Linked DNA regions of Homo sapiens: region 2 is linked to region 1. Evidence: chromatin contacts called from ENCODE Hi-C or POLR2A ChIA-PET data. All regions are on one chromosome and are shown on one strand. The core of a region is the stretch at or near the end of the contact, and the rest is flanking DNA. Distances in the headings are between cores, read along the strand shown. Region 1 holds the start of XCR1 (X-C motif chemokine receptor 1). Region 2 has its middle 38 kb from the start of XCR1.

Evidence for each region. A loop is a pair of places that touch in the nucleus more often than their neighbours do. ChIA-PET counts read pairs that join two places held with the same protein, here RNA polymerase II (POLR2A). Pooled maps may share reads with other maps.
Region 2: a loop to region 1 is called in a map of naive thymus-derived CD4-positive, alpha-beta T cell, with 2.0 times the contacts of the local background. The contact joins the enhancer-like site here to the promoter of XCR1 in region 1. A Hi-C loop is called at or near these places in 8 of 168 maps with a recorded cell type or tissue (CD14-positive monocyte, CD4-positive, alpha-beta T cell, DLD1 and 4 more), 2 of 37 single-sample maps with no recorded cell type and 8 of 50 pooled maps. POLR2A ChIA-PET finds 5 or more read pairs at or near these places in 5 of 52 experiments (CD4-positive, alpha-beta T cell, CD4-positive, alpha-beta memory T cell, GM12878 and 2 more).

The regions. Positions count from the first base shown.
Region 1 is chr3:46,024,982-46,032,112 of GRCh38, forward strand. XCR1 (X-C motif chemokine receptor 1) reads right to left here and starts at 2,502. Exons shown (of 2, transcript NM_001024644.2): 1 at 2,436-2,502. RefSeq lists a silencer at 5,071-5,240 and an enhancer at 5,840-6,340.
Region 2 is chr3:46,062,140-46,069,270 of GRCh38, forward strand. It overlaps a transcript of XCR1 not described here. Among named protein-coding and RNA genes, the nearest start is that of XCR1, 38 kb to the left of the region's middle. Within about 2 kb of position 3,857, at least 9 of the 41 ENCODE cell types and tissues checked have a DNase peak (open chromatin) inside an H3K27ac peak, as active enhancers do; they include CD4-positive, alpha-beta T cell and heart right ventricle, where a contact is called at or near this core.

The DNA.
Region 1 (7,131 bases), core at 1,252-3,751:
GCATTGATAATAATGAAAATACCACATATCAGAATTCATGAAATGCAACTAAAGCAGTACTTGGAGAGAAATTTATAGCTTTAAATGCGTGTATTAGAAAGAATAAACGTCTAAAATCTAAGACTTAAATCAGTGACATAAGCTAGAAATAGAAGAGCTAATTAAAGTAGAAGGAAGGCATTAATAAAAATAAAAGCAGAAAAAATAAAATAGAAAATAAAATGAACAAGATCAAAATTGGTTGTTTGACAACATTTTAATACATTGATAAAATCAGCAAGGAGCAGTGGCTCATGCCTATAATTCCAATGCTTTGAAAGGCTGAGGCAGGAGAATCCCTTGAGGCCAGGAGTTTCAGGCTGCAGTGAGCTATAATGGCGCCACTGCATTCCAGTCTGGGTGTCAGAGCAAGACCCTGTCTCAAAAGAAATAAAGAAAGAGAGAGAGAGAGAGAGAAAGACCAAAAAATTGATGAAGCCTTATCTAGATTGATTGAGAACAAAGAGAAATATGTTACAGATCTTATAGACTTTACAAGAATAACAAATAAATATTATGATCAATTTTATGTTAAAAAATCCAACAACTTAAATGAAATGGATGAATTTCTTTTAACATGCAGCATATCAAAACTGACATGGGATGATATGGCAAATGTGAATAGCCCTACATTTGTTATAGAAATATAATTAACTATATAAATCCTTACCACAAAGAAAACTTTAGAACTAGAGGATTTTTCTAGTGATTTTTTTAAACATTTGGGGAAGAAATAACACCAGTTTTACACAAACTATAAGAAATAGAAATAAAGGATGGAATATTTTCTAACTCCTTTTATGAGGCCAGAATAACCCTGATACCAAAATTAGACCAACAAATTACAATAAGAGAAAACTACAGAACAATATTCCTCGTGAACATAGACAGAAAAATTCTTAACGAAATATTGGCAGATCAAATCCAGCAATACATTTTAAAAGAATAATATAACATGACCAAGTTGAGTTTATCCCAGAAATATGAGATTGTTTTAATACATGAAAATCAATTTAAGTCACCATATCAATAGAATAAAGAAAAAAACTATATGATCTTTTCTGATAAATGTAGAAAAGCATTTGACAAAGCTCAACACCCTTTGATGATATAAACTCTCAGCAAATTAGAAATAAAAGGGATATTGGACATCTATAAAAATCATTCATTTTTTTTGCTGGTTATTAATTCATTTACTCAAAAATTTCAGAGGCAGTCATGTTCTGGGCCTGGAAGCCTTTGGAGATAAAAAGGAAAATGATGTCAAATCTCAAACCCCTCCAAGTTACATTCAGTGAACTGGCTCCCTTTTGCTGGTTGTCTCTCTCCCTCCCCATCTCTGTGGCCCACCTCAACTCTAAGGGAGTGAATTTAGCTTTCTGGACTGTAATATAATTTAGATTGAGAAAGACAGCTCTAAATTATACAACCACCAGTAATAACAAGGCCTTACATAAAGATATGTAGCCAAATAAACCTCTCTACTTCTTTCAGCATAAGAAAAATATTATTTATATGTTAGGTCTACTCAAAGTATGGTTCCCAGATCCATTTTTCTTCTTCTTCTTTTTTTTTTTTTTGAGATGGAGTCTCGTTCTGTCCCCTAGTCTGGAGTGCAGTGGTGTGATCTTGGCTCACTGCAAGCTCCGTCTCCCAGATTCATGCCATTCTCCTGAATCAGCCTCCCAAGTAGCTAGGACTACAGGTGCCCGTCACCACACCTGGCTATTTTTTTGTATTTTTAGTAGAGACGGGGTTTCACCATGTTAGCCAGGATGGTCTCAATCTCCTGACCTCATGATCCACCTGCCTTGGCCTCCCAAAGTGCTGGGATTACAGGTGGGAGCCACCACGCCCAGCCAATTTTTCTTCTTTGATTTTTTTTTTTTTTGACAGGGTCTCGCCCTATCACCCATGCTGGAATGCAGTGGTGTGATCACATCTCAACCTCCTGAGCTCAAGTGATCCCCTCACCTTAGCCTCCTGAGTAGCTGGTAGTACAGATGTGTGCTACCACACCTAGCTAATTTTTTGGGGTATTTTTTGCAGAGATAGGGTCTCATCATGTTAGGTAAGGAACTCCTGGACTCAAGAAATCTGCCAGGCCAATCCGGAACTCCTGGACTTAAGCAATCTGCCAGCCTTGGCCTCCCAAAGTGCTGGAATTACAGGCATGAGCCACTGCGCCCAGCCCAGATCAGCTTTTCTGAAAAGAATGCAGATTCTTGGGAAATCCCTATACCAAAGGAATAAGAGCCTTCAGAGGTAGCTCAGGAATCAGCATATTTACTAGCCCTCCAGGTGGTTCTGATGTGCAGCAAAGCTTAAGAACTCCTGATATAGGCTGTTACAATTAGAGGAAAACATAAGTTTAAAATGTTTGTAAAGGAACTCACCTGAATCTACACCTCTTTACATGCGTCTTGAGGCAGAAATGGTGCTTCTCTGTTTCATATTTCACTTAAAGAAACTGAAACACCTGTCCTGCCCAGAAGGCTGGAGGAGGAGGATGGGAGGAGTCTCAGAGAGAGCCAGGGGGCCAGAGGGGGACAGCTAGTGAGAGAGGAGGAAGGAAGAAGCCAGTCAGGCAGGCAGTTAGGGTGGATCCTTGGTGGAACTCCTTCAAACCAAGAACAGCCTGAAAATCAAGCTGCAAGCCCTGGATAAAGAAAAGAGCCTGCATGTTTGAATAGAAACGCCTACTCCATGAATCCAGATGAACAAATTCCACTCCTTTTTTGAACATATATCCCTCTCCTTGGCACGCCTTTGTCTCATTTCACATGCTTCCTCCCGATTGGTCCTTACCTTTTACCTGTTTAACATATACCTATCTTTCTGTGATTAGCTGCTCGCCAAATTTTCATTTGCATAAAGTGTAACGTCACTTCAGCCCCTGATTGGTCCTGGGCCAAGGTCTCAGTCCAAGCTTTCACTTCAGCCCCCAATTGGTTCTTTACACTATTGTACCTCTTCCTGAGTAGTGCTTTTTCCAAGCCTACCCATAAACCAATCAGCACGTATTTCCTCATTCTAAGCCTGTAAAAACCTGTGACTCAGACTTTTAGCTAGCAACCCTCTTTTGGGTCCCCTCTCTTTGCTGAGAGCTTTTCTGTGGCTTAATAAATCCAACTCTGCCTTCTTCACTCTCCAGTGTCTGTGTGCCTTATTTTTCTTGGTCGTGGGACAAGAACTTGGAGCTCACCAGTGGGGGGAGTAAAAGAGCTGTAACACTCCCTCCCACTCACCAAACAACAGGAGTGAAACAGCTGCAACAGTAGGAGACAGTTTTTCCACATCCTTAATGAATAAAGATGTTGAGCATCTTTTTATATGTGTATTGGTCATTTGTGTATCTCTTTGTAGAAGTGTCTATTCAGAACCTTTGCCTTTTAAAAATTTGAGTTATTAGTCTTTTTATTATTAAATTGTAAGAGTTATTTCTACATTCTGGATACTAGATCCTTATCAGAGATATGATTTAAAAATAATTTATCTCATTCCTTGGGTTTCTTTTTAATTCTTCATAATACCCTTCGACACACAAATGCTTTACATCTTCTTTTTCTTTTCTTTCCTTTTTTTTTTTGAGGCAGGCCCTCACTCTGTCACCCAGGCCTGAATTCAGTGGCATGATCAGCTCACTATTGCCTTGAACTCTGGAGCTCAAGAGATACTCTCGCCTCAGCCTCCTAAGTAGCTAAGACTATAGGTACACAGCACCACATCCAGCTAATTATTTTAATTTTTTTGTAGAGACAGGGTCTCACTATATTGCCCAGACTAATCTTGGACTCTTGGCCTCAAGTGATCCTCCTGCCTTGCCCTCCCAAAGCTCTGAGATTATAGACCTGAGCCACCATGCCTGACCTGTTTTTAACTTTCACGAAATCTAATTTATAAATTATTTCTTTTGTTGCTTGTGATTTTGCTGTTGTAGTTAAGAAATCCTTGCCTAGTCAGGTTATAGGGATTTATAGCTATGGCTTAGCTCTGAACTTTCAGTTATATTCCATTGGTCTTTGCATCTATCCTTATGTCAGTACCATAGAGTTTTGATTACCTTTGTAGTAAGTCTTGAAATCACAAATCCTCCAACTTTGTTCTTTCTTCTATTCAAGATTGGAGACATATAGATCAATGAAATACAATGGGGAAAGCCATACATCTATGGTCAATTGATTTTTTGTTTGTTTGTTTTGAGACAGGTTCTCACTCTGTTGCCCCGTCTGGAGTGTAGTGGTGCGATCATGGCTCACTGCAGCTTCAATCTCCCAGGCCTAAGTGATCCTCCTACTTCAGCCTCCTGAGTAGCTGGGACTACAGGTGCACACCAACATGCCTGGCTAATTTTTATAGAGACAGGGTTTTACCATGTTTCCCAGGCTGGTCTTCAACTCCTGGGCTCAAGTGATCTGCTTGCCTCAGCCTCCCAAAGTGCTGGGATTGTCAACTGATTTTTGACAAGGGTCAAAAATCAAGACCATTTACAAGGCCATTCAGTGTTAAAAGAATATTCTTCTTAACAAATGGTGCCAGGAAAACTAGATAGTCATATACAAGACAAAGTTGTACTCTTACCTCACATCATATACAAAAATTAACTCAAAATGGATTAAAGAGCCAGATGCAAGGGCTAAAAAACCTACAACACTTTTGTGTGTCAAAGGACACTATCAAGAAATTTTAAAAGAATTTTGATGGAAATTGCATCGAATTTGTAGATCAGTTTGGGGAGTATTGCCGTTTTAACAATATTGGGTCTTCCAATCCGGGAACACTGAAAGTCCTTCTATTTACATATGTCTTCTTTAGTTTTTTTTCCACATTGTTTTGTGGTTTTCAGTGAGTAGATTTTGTGCATTCTTGGTTAAATTTATTCCTAAGTATTTTTATGCTATTGTAAATGGAATTGTTTTGTTAATTTCATTTTCAGATTGTTCATTGCTACTGTATAAAAATACAACTGATTTTTATATATTGATCTTGTACCTTGAGCTTATTTATTAGCTTTAATAGTTTTTTGTTTTTGTTTTTGTTTTTTTGGTGGATTCTTTCAGTTCTCTATGTACTATAAAGTCATGACATCTGCATATAGAAATAGTTTCACTTCTTCCTTTCCAATCTGGGTACTTTTCCCCCCACCGTGTTTAGTTGTCCTGGCTGGAACCACCAATGCAATGTCAAATAGGAGAGGACAATGGACATCATTGTCTTGTTTCTGATCTTAGGAGAAAAGCTTCTAGTCTTTCACTACAAGTATGATGTTAATTGTGGGTTTTTAATACATGCCTTTTATCAGATTAGGAAATTCCCCTCTATTTCTAATTTGTTGAGTGTTTTTATCATGAAATGATGTTGGGTTTTGTTAAATGCTTATTCTGCATCTCTTGAGTTTATTGTATGGAAATACCACAGATTTTTTTATTCCTTCACCTATTGAAGGACATCTTGGTTAATCCTATTTCTTTGAAATTATGAAAAATACTTTATGCACTATACACTATGTATAAAAAAGTATTTTATACACGATATGTATTTGAATGCAGGTTTTTGTTTACACATAGTTTTGAGCTCGATTATAACTAGGAGTGTGATTGGATTATATGATAATAATGGCAGTGGTGGGCCATCCAGAGCAGCTGCTACCATCATGCCAGCTGCAGCAGGGAGGCATGAGCGGTGGTGGCAGGAGCAGCTGCAGGAGCAGCAGTGGGGGTGGTGGGACCTCTGTGCCCTGCATCCCCATGCCCTGCATCCCTGAGGCAGCTTACTGCACACCACCCCTACCCTTGCATGGCCGGGCAGGACCTACTCTCAGGCCTGGAGCCTCTGCCGCAGCCTCAACTCATTCCCTGCCGTGTTCTGGGAGCCTGTGAGTATCTGGCCAAAGGTGTAGCTGGGACTTTCAGGGCTAGCCCTGGGAGTGTCAGGTTCATTTGTGCGGGGTTGGCCAGGGCCACCACGCCACCTGCACCTTGCCCAGAACCACTGTGGGGAAAATGCGGAGAGGAGGTGTGGCTGGGGCTGCATGCTCCACACAGCCGGCAGGAGCTGGGGACAAATGGGAGCCCTGCCCCTTAGAAGTTGGTGGGACACGGAACTCCCCAGGCACAACTGCAGCTGCTGAAGCCATGGCTGTGACTTGGGCACCCCTGTGCTCTTGGGAGCTAGGAACAGGCAGGAGCCCCGCCCTCCAAGGCACTGCTACAGCCACCCTGCTGTAGCTATGGATCCAGGCATCTCTGCACTGTCGGGGGCCTGGGAAGGTCCCCCGCTGCCCACAGGCTTGGAAGTACCTGCTCCTGCTGTTTGGCTTCTCCCCACTGTCACTGCCTGCTCTGATCTTGGAGTAAGGTTGGGGCCAAGCTTGGGTGCTGTTGCAACCTGGCCAGATGTGTGCATGCTTGGGGCAGTGCTGACATGCTAGGCCCTGTCACCTTGGCCCCCTCTGGACTTTGTGCACCGATGAGCACAGGAGGAAGGCTGAGGAGGGGGGCGCTGAGGGCAGCTCATTCCTGGCCTGCAGGCAACCCTTGGCATGAACAGCCTGAGTCCCATAAACAGTGGTGGGTGGTGAACAAGCTCCTGGGCAGAAAGGGCCAGGTCCCTGGTGAAGCCCCACCTTCAAGCTGGGGAAGGCCTGAAGCCAGGTGGCTGGGCTGACAGTCCCACGAACCACAGGGGGACCTTTTGGTGCCTTTCCTTGTTCTGGCCCATGGCCACCCATGGACTTTCTCCCCTCTGCTGCCCATAAAAACCCTGGACTCAGCCAGATTTGGGAAGAGGATGGAGAGATGATGAAGAGACAATGGGATGACCTGTCTAAGAGAGGCTACCCACTCTAGGGCCTCCTCTCTGCTGAGAGCCGCAGAGACAATGGGATAACCTGCCTGCAGAGAGGAGCTTCCCACTCCAGCATCTCCTCTCTGGTAGGAGCTGAACACTCATTGGGACACCCTGGCTGCAGAAAGGAGCTATGCACTGTGAGTCTTCTCTGAGCTGTTCTATTGCTTGATAAAGCTCTTCATCTTGTTCATGCTGCACTTCTCTGCATACTTCATTCTTCTGGTTTGCAGGACAAGAACTTTG
Region 2 (7,131 bases), core at 2,607-5,106, 39 kb after region 1:
GTGGTTAGGGTTCAGGAGAAAATAGATGGTTTCTGAACTCCTTGGGGAGATGCAGGCCTCCTGGAAGCAGGACCAGTGGATGTGAGTCCCTGCAGCAGCCATGGACATGCCCGCTCAGCTGTCCTTCAGGAGACCCTGCTGCAGGATGCATGGTGGAATGATGGCCTCAGCTACTTCCACCATGAACACTGAGGCCACATGCCAGTCTCCCCACACCCCCCACTACTTCTGGCTAATGACTGAACTTGGAGCCCTCCCATTCTTGCCTGGAGCAGAACTCCTCTAAGGGCAACTTTTGCCCTGGGTCTCCCCATTGGCCTTGCCAAGACTTCCTCAGAACTTTCTATGTTACGGTCTAAGGTTCAACCTCCTGGATCCTTTTTCCTTCCCCCTTCCTTTTATAGGTGCTGGATCTGCATCTCTGTCTAAAGGCTCTCCCTGCCTACTTTTGCTCCTTCTCCCGTTACTCTTTTGGGAATTTTCCCCAATAGTTCTCTTGTATCTCTAATTCCCTCTTGGGGTTCACTTTTGAAATTCCAACAGAACAGGAGCTCAGGGCCATTCTGGCTTCTCAAGCCTAACATGGGCCATCCTTTCCCCAGGAGGCAACAGGGCCTTGTGGAAAGGAGCAGAAAGGAGGTTGGCAGCATCCAGAGGGCCTGTCGTCTCCGATGGAACTCCTAGCCTATCTCTGGGCTGGGGTGGCTCTAGTGGTGGAAGATAGGAGAGTTGGTTTTGGATCTGGGCAGAAGTATGCAGGAGCTGGCTCATACCAGTTTGTGTTCTATTTTTAGGAAAGTTGCAAGCTTGAAATCAGCCAAAGTGGAAGTATTTGGACCTCAAGACAAACACTGCAAATCAGAGCTTTTTCCTTTAGAGACCTGGTTGTTAAAATTTACTAGCACACCACTGAATGGAAGGTTATCATTTTCTTAGAATTGCTATTGGGATAAAGTTCCGAATTATTATCCTAGCTGCTATAGCTCTATCATTCAGGGTCCCAGTAGGAATCAAGTGGCTCTCTCAAAAAGGTAATTGATGACAATTCAAGGAAGAGACCATTTACAAAGGTGTGGCAGGATATAGGGAATGCAAGAAGGGATGGTAAAGTATCCCTGATCTAACAATAGTGGGAAGCTGCTACTAATCCTAGGCCTGAGCACATAGGAGAAAGAGCCATTGGAGAACCTAGTAAGACCTAAAGCCTTAGGAGAGGGCTGCTTGGCAGGGCACACAGCCGTGGGCAGAGGAACATGGTTACTTTCACCCCAGTCCAGCAGAGACGAAACCAGAAAAATACATACTCCACTTTCTTTTTCCCCCGACCCCTGAGTTCCCCTGTCTAAACTCCTGCTGGTGCCTCCACTGTCGCCAACCAGGAGAAAAGGGAACTGTGGGTGCAGCTCATACACATCAGTCCTCAGAAGCACAAGGCAGGTGGAAAAGGTGGAAGGTGGATCTACATGAACACCCAAGGGCAGAGCCTCGGGTGATCTGTCCTTATGCCACCTGCCCAGCCTAACTCGATGCCCACTGCCCTTGCCCACTGCACTGTGGGGCACACACTGTTTCCTCTGCCTGAAAACTCTCTCACGTCCCCCTTCCCCTAGTTCATTACTTCTCATCTTTGGCTTAAATGTTAACCTCCTAAACATGTAATCCTCTTTGTTGATTGTACCCTTTGGCACACTGTTGTTTATCTGCTTATGGCAAATCTTTTTTCCCAATGGTTATTACTAATATTTTTTGAGACAGGGCCTCGCTCTGCCACCCAGGCTGGAGTGCAGAGGTGCAATTATGGCTCACTACAGCCTTGACCTCCTCCCAGGCTTGAGCAATCCTCCCACCTCAACCTCCCTAGTAGCTGGGACTAAAGGTGGATGTTACCATGCCAGGATAATTTTTTTATTTTTAGTAGAGACAAAGTCTTGCTGTGTTGCCCATCCTGGTCTCAAACTCCTGGCCTCAAGTGATCCTCCCACCTTGGCCTCCCAAAGTGCTGGGATTACATGTGTAAGCCAATGTGTCTGGCCCCTAATGATTATTTAACAATAATAATACCAGTATTCAACATTGACTGAACACATATCATGTGCCAGGCACTGCGTAATTATTTGTTAGACTCTTTTAGACTACAGTCTCCATAAGGGCAGGGATCATGTCTCTGTATTGTTCATTGGTCTGTCTCTCCAGTGCCTAGGGCAGTAGCTGGCACATACCAGGAACTCAACAAACATGTATGGAGTAAAAAAATCCCACAATGAGCCTTGCAAGTTTTTCCTAGCTCTCTTGTATCATGGGAGGTTAAATATGGCTGCAAATTCTTTACTGCTCCTCCCACTGAGAGATGAAGTCCAATTCCACTCCCTTGAAATCCCTCATTGACTTGCTTGACTGATAGAATGTGGCTGGAGTGACATTCTTGGACTTGTAGCTCATAAGAAGCCTTGCAGCTTCCACCTGGGTCTCTTGGAACATTCTCACTTGGTGCTCTGACCACCACTTTCGAAGTGCGACACATGAAGCCACCATGCTGGTGAGGCCACATGCAGGAATGGTAGATGGTTCCAGCTGCGCCTAGCTCTCCAGCCTTCTCTGCTCAGCCCCAGGTATCCACCAGCTCAACAGCACCAAGGGACCCCCACTGATGCCACTTGGAAGAGTTACCCAGGGCGGGTGCAGTGGCTCACGCCTGTAATCCCAGCACTGTGGGAGGCTGAGGTGGGTGGATCACCTGAGGTTGGGAGTTCAAGAACAGCCTGACCAACATGGAGAAACCCCGTCTCTACTAAAAATACAAGATTAGCCGGGTGTGGTGGCGCATGCCTGTAATCCCAGCTACTCGGGAGGCTGAGGCAGGAGAATTGCTTGAACCAGCAAGGTGCAGGTTGTGGTGAGCCAAGATCCCGCCATTGCACTCCAGCCTGGGCAACAAGAGAAAAACCCTGTCTCAAAAAAATAAAGAAATAAAAAAAAAGGAAAAAAAAATAGAGTTACCCAGCCAAGCTCTACTCAACTTTCTGGGTCACAAAATTATAAGATCTAATAAAATGGTTCTTTTAAGCCTCTACATTTTGGGGCACTTTGTTATGTAGCAATAGTCAAAACAAGTAATATTGGTTAGGGGAAAATCCCCAACCTGCTTTTCCTTCCCACCTTCACCCATCCCGCACTTTCAGGCTCCCCTTAGGGACTGTTACCTGCAGGAGTCTTGCTAGCTTTCTAGCAACTTAACTTTGATGTGGCTTTAAGAGAGGTGCCTGAGCTTCCATTTGCCACACTCTGGGGAATCCCCCAAATGCTAACCTGTCCACTCTACAACAAGCTCCGGCAGCTGAGCTGTTCTGGGCCACCTGCCAAATATCATATGATACTCCCTTGATGTCGGGTGACAGTAAAATTCACCGACTCCTGGGTGGAGGCCCTTTTCTTTGAAGCCTGCTCTGCTCACCCAACCACACACAGCCCACTTACACGGCATCACCAATTAGAGTTGGGGAAATGCAGGTGGTGGCCCCGGGCTACACCAAGCTCCACTGCTGCCTTGCTCTCTGGGTCAGATCTGTCTCAAGCAGAGCAAATTACTGCTGGAATCACCAGGGCTGTGAGGAGCTTCAGAGAATGACCAAGGTTAGCACTTAGAGGACTGAGCCCTGGGCGGTGTGCTCTAAATGTGTGTAGGGTCCTAGATGAAGGCTTTTGGATATTTCTGGTAGCACCAAAGACTAAACAGGCATTTGAGAAGCTTGAGGCGTCTTTGCCTGCTCCAGGGCCTCCGGAAGAGGCCACGTAGGGATGTCCCTGGGGCATTTGCTAACTCATTCTCAGAGGAAGATCCGAGGAAAATATATTCACTCCCTTGTCTCACTCCTTTGCTGCTCAAGCACATAAGGGTGGGTGGAAGGAGGGAGGCTAGCGACAGCATTCCTGGTGGAGGGAGCGAGGGTAGTAAGCACAGAGTGTGTTGTGATGCAGCAAGACAGGCTCACTAGGACCAGACCATGTAGTCTCAGACATACTCCTTGGTGCTCTTGGGCACAGCCTGCCTTCCTTCCTTCCTTCCTCCCTCCCTCCCTCCCTCGCTCTCTCTCTGCTTCTTTTCTTTTCTTTCTTTTTCTTTCTTTTCTTCGGAGTCTCACTCTGTCACCAGGCTGGAGTGCAGCAGTGCAATCTCAGCTCACTGCAACCTCCACCTCCCGGGTTCAAGCGATTCTCCTGCTTCAGCCTTCTGAGTAGCTGAGACTACAGGCACGCACCACCACGCCCGGCTAATTTTTATATTTTTAGTAGAGACGGGGTTTCACCATGTTGGCCAGGATGGTCTCAATCTCTTGACCTCTTGATCCACCCACTTGGGCCTCCCAAAGTGCTGCAATTATAGGCGTCGGCCATCCCGCCCAGCCACAGCCATCATTTCTTAGTGGGAAGTTGGTGTGGACTACACTAGGTGAGGCTCCTGGCATATATAGGTTCCCAGGCTCCACCCAGACCTGTAGAAACAGAAGCTCTTTGGATGGGGCCCAGGCCTCTGCATTTGTAACAAGTGTCTAAGCAGTCATGAAGAAGGAAGCCAGGCAGAGTAGAGGTTAATTCCATGGGTCTGGAGTTAGACCACGGGGGTTTAAACCCAGGTTCTAGCATTCAGTGCCTATGCAATTTTGGCACCTCAGTTTTATTATCTGAATTGCAGATAATTATAACACCGACTTTACTGAGTTGGTGTGAGGATTAAATAAATTAATATGAGTTAGATACTTACTACATAGATGGTGGGTCCTCAATAGCTGATTTTTCCAGCAACCTGAATGATGACAGTAGTGCAATGAGGAAGCCATATACCTGCAGTACAGAGTCAGACCTCAATACATGCTTGCTGAAGGGAGGACAGGAGCATAGCATATTCAGCCAGGCCATTGGCACAATCAGGCTGTGAACATTTGTTTTCACAGCTGGGCATAGCATACCTCTAGGTGCTGGGGGTTCAAAAAGGAATACCTGTGAAGATACTTGTGAGGTCACAGATATGGAAATGGATGATTAGGAGGCAGTGTGGTAAGTTCTATGTGAGGGGCAGGCTCTGAGCATAGCAGCTTTGAAGAGGCAGGTTAGGCTTCCTGGAGGAGGTGATGTCAAAGGGGGATCAGAAGGACAAGTAGGAGTTATCCAGGGAGAGGGGGCTGAATGCCAGATCTAGGGGAATATTCATGCACTAGTGGATATTCTGGGCCATCAGGGGGTTCAGTGTGGGTGAGGTGCATGGTGTAAGAGGCAGGAACATCAAGGTTTGAGACTGGAAAGATAAGCAGCATTAGCTGGTTGGATTGAGATGAGTTGGGCTAAATTGGGTTCCATGCCTTCAGTTCTGGCCAGCTCATGTCACCCATAGCACATTCTTACCACAAAGGTCACCTGTGTGTCCTTGAATAACACTCCTCCCTGGATTAGTCAATTATACACTGCTTTGGTGCCCAGAGCTATGAAAGGTCACAGAGGCCCAAATTCCTGCCCCAGGGAACACATGATCACTTTCTATTAGAGGACTGTTAACTAACTTGGGGACCATATTTCAAAACTGTCACATGGAGATTTAGGGAAAACCTCCTGGAAGAAGTGGCTTGGCTAAGTTTTGAAAAGTGCATAGGGGTGAGAACAGGGAGAGAAGAGGAAAGAGGACATGCTGTGGAGGGGCCAGCAAACGAGAAACTCAGGAGGCAGAAAATCTCAGGTCTGATTCAAAGGACTCTGGCTCAAGAGGGGAAAGTGTGTGCTAAGATGGGTGGTGGGAAAGGCAGAGGAGGGAGGCAAAGGTCTTTGTGTGTTAAGCTATAGAATTTGAAATTAGTGTTGAATGCAGAAATAATGAAAGATTTTAAGCAGGGGAATAAGGTCATTGGTGGATTCACTAGGATGCTCTTGGCTGCCAGTAACAGAGCACATGACTAAAGTGGCTTACATAGAGGGAGGCTGATAATTTCTGTTAGGAAGGTAGTTCTAGGGCTGATGCAGCAAATTCTACCAGCCTCAGCACCTCTGTGGCATCATTCCTCATAATTACAAGGTAGCTGCTATGGCTCCAAGCATCATGGCTTTATTACAGCATGCAAAACAGGAAACAAGGATACACATATCTATACCGGTGGCTCTCATTGGGTGCAATTTTGCCACGTCTGAAAGCATTTTTGGTTATCACAACTTGGGAGCAGCTGCTGGCATCTAGTAAGTACAGGCTTGCTTGCTTTCTTCTTGATATATCTTTAGTTCCTGGAATTTTCCTTTCCATTGTTATGTTAAATGCAGTGTCTTTTTTCCCTTTCAGTTTTTCAAAGGAGAATTACTTTGATTGATCTTGTTATTATGATAGAGCAGTGATGGTGGGAAGTTGGGGAAGTGTTGTCAACTTACAATAAATGCAGTTTGTCTATAGTCAACCCAGACATTGAAATATTGTCTCTGATATTTCCGCTGGAGGTTTCTGGTTTGGCCTGATTCTTTTAAAGATGCCGAGCCAACCTGATATTTTTTCTTCCTAAACAGCTTCCTTTTCCTGTTTCTTGTTTACCATGCTATCTGCCATCAGCCTTGTTTTTTTCCAAAATCAGAATTTGTTCTCTGCTGTTAGCTGCGGGTGTCAACATCATGGACGTGTGTGTGTGTGTGTGTGTGTGTATGGTTTCTTATATATTTTCATGTCAACACAATTTAGCTGACAAAATTCTAGCCTCTTTCAATAACAAAGTTGTGGTTTTCCTTCCAGCATGAAATCAACAGCTGAAAAGAACAGTATAGTAAAAATACTAAACCAATGTACCATGCTGAAAATCTGTACCAAGTGAGTTATTGAAAAATGAATATCATATGTTTAAATAATCCAAAGGTCAAAGAAGTCTCAAGGGCAATAAAAATATACATGGAATGAAATAAAAATGAAAATACAAAATATCAAACTTTGTGAGACACAGCTAAAGTATTGCTGAGAAAACAATTTATATCACTAAATGCTTACATTAAAAAAGAGAAAATGTCTCACATAAATAATCTAAGCTCTTATCTCAAGAATCTACAAAAAGAAGAGCAAAATAAACCCAAAGTAAGTAGAAAAAAAGGAAAAAAATAAGGAGCAAAATTAATAAA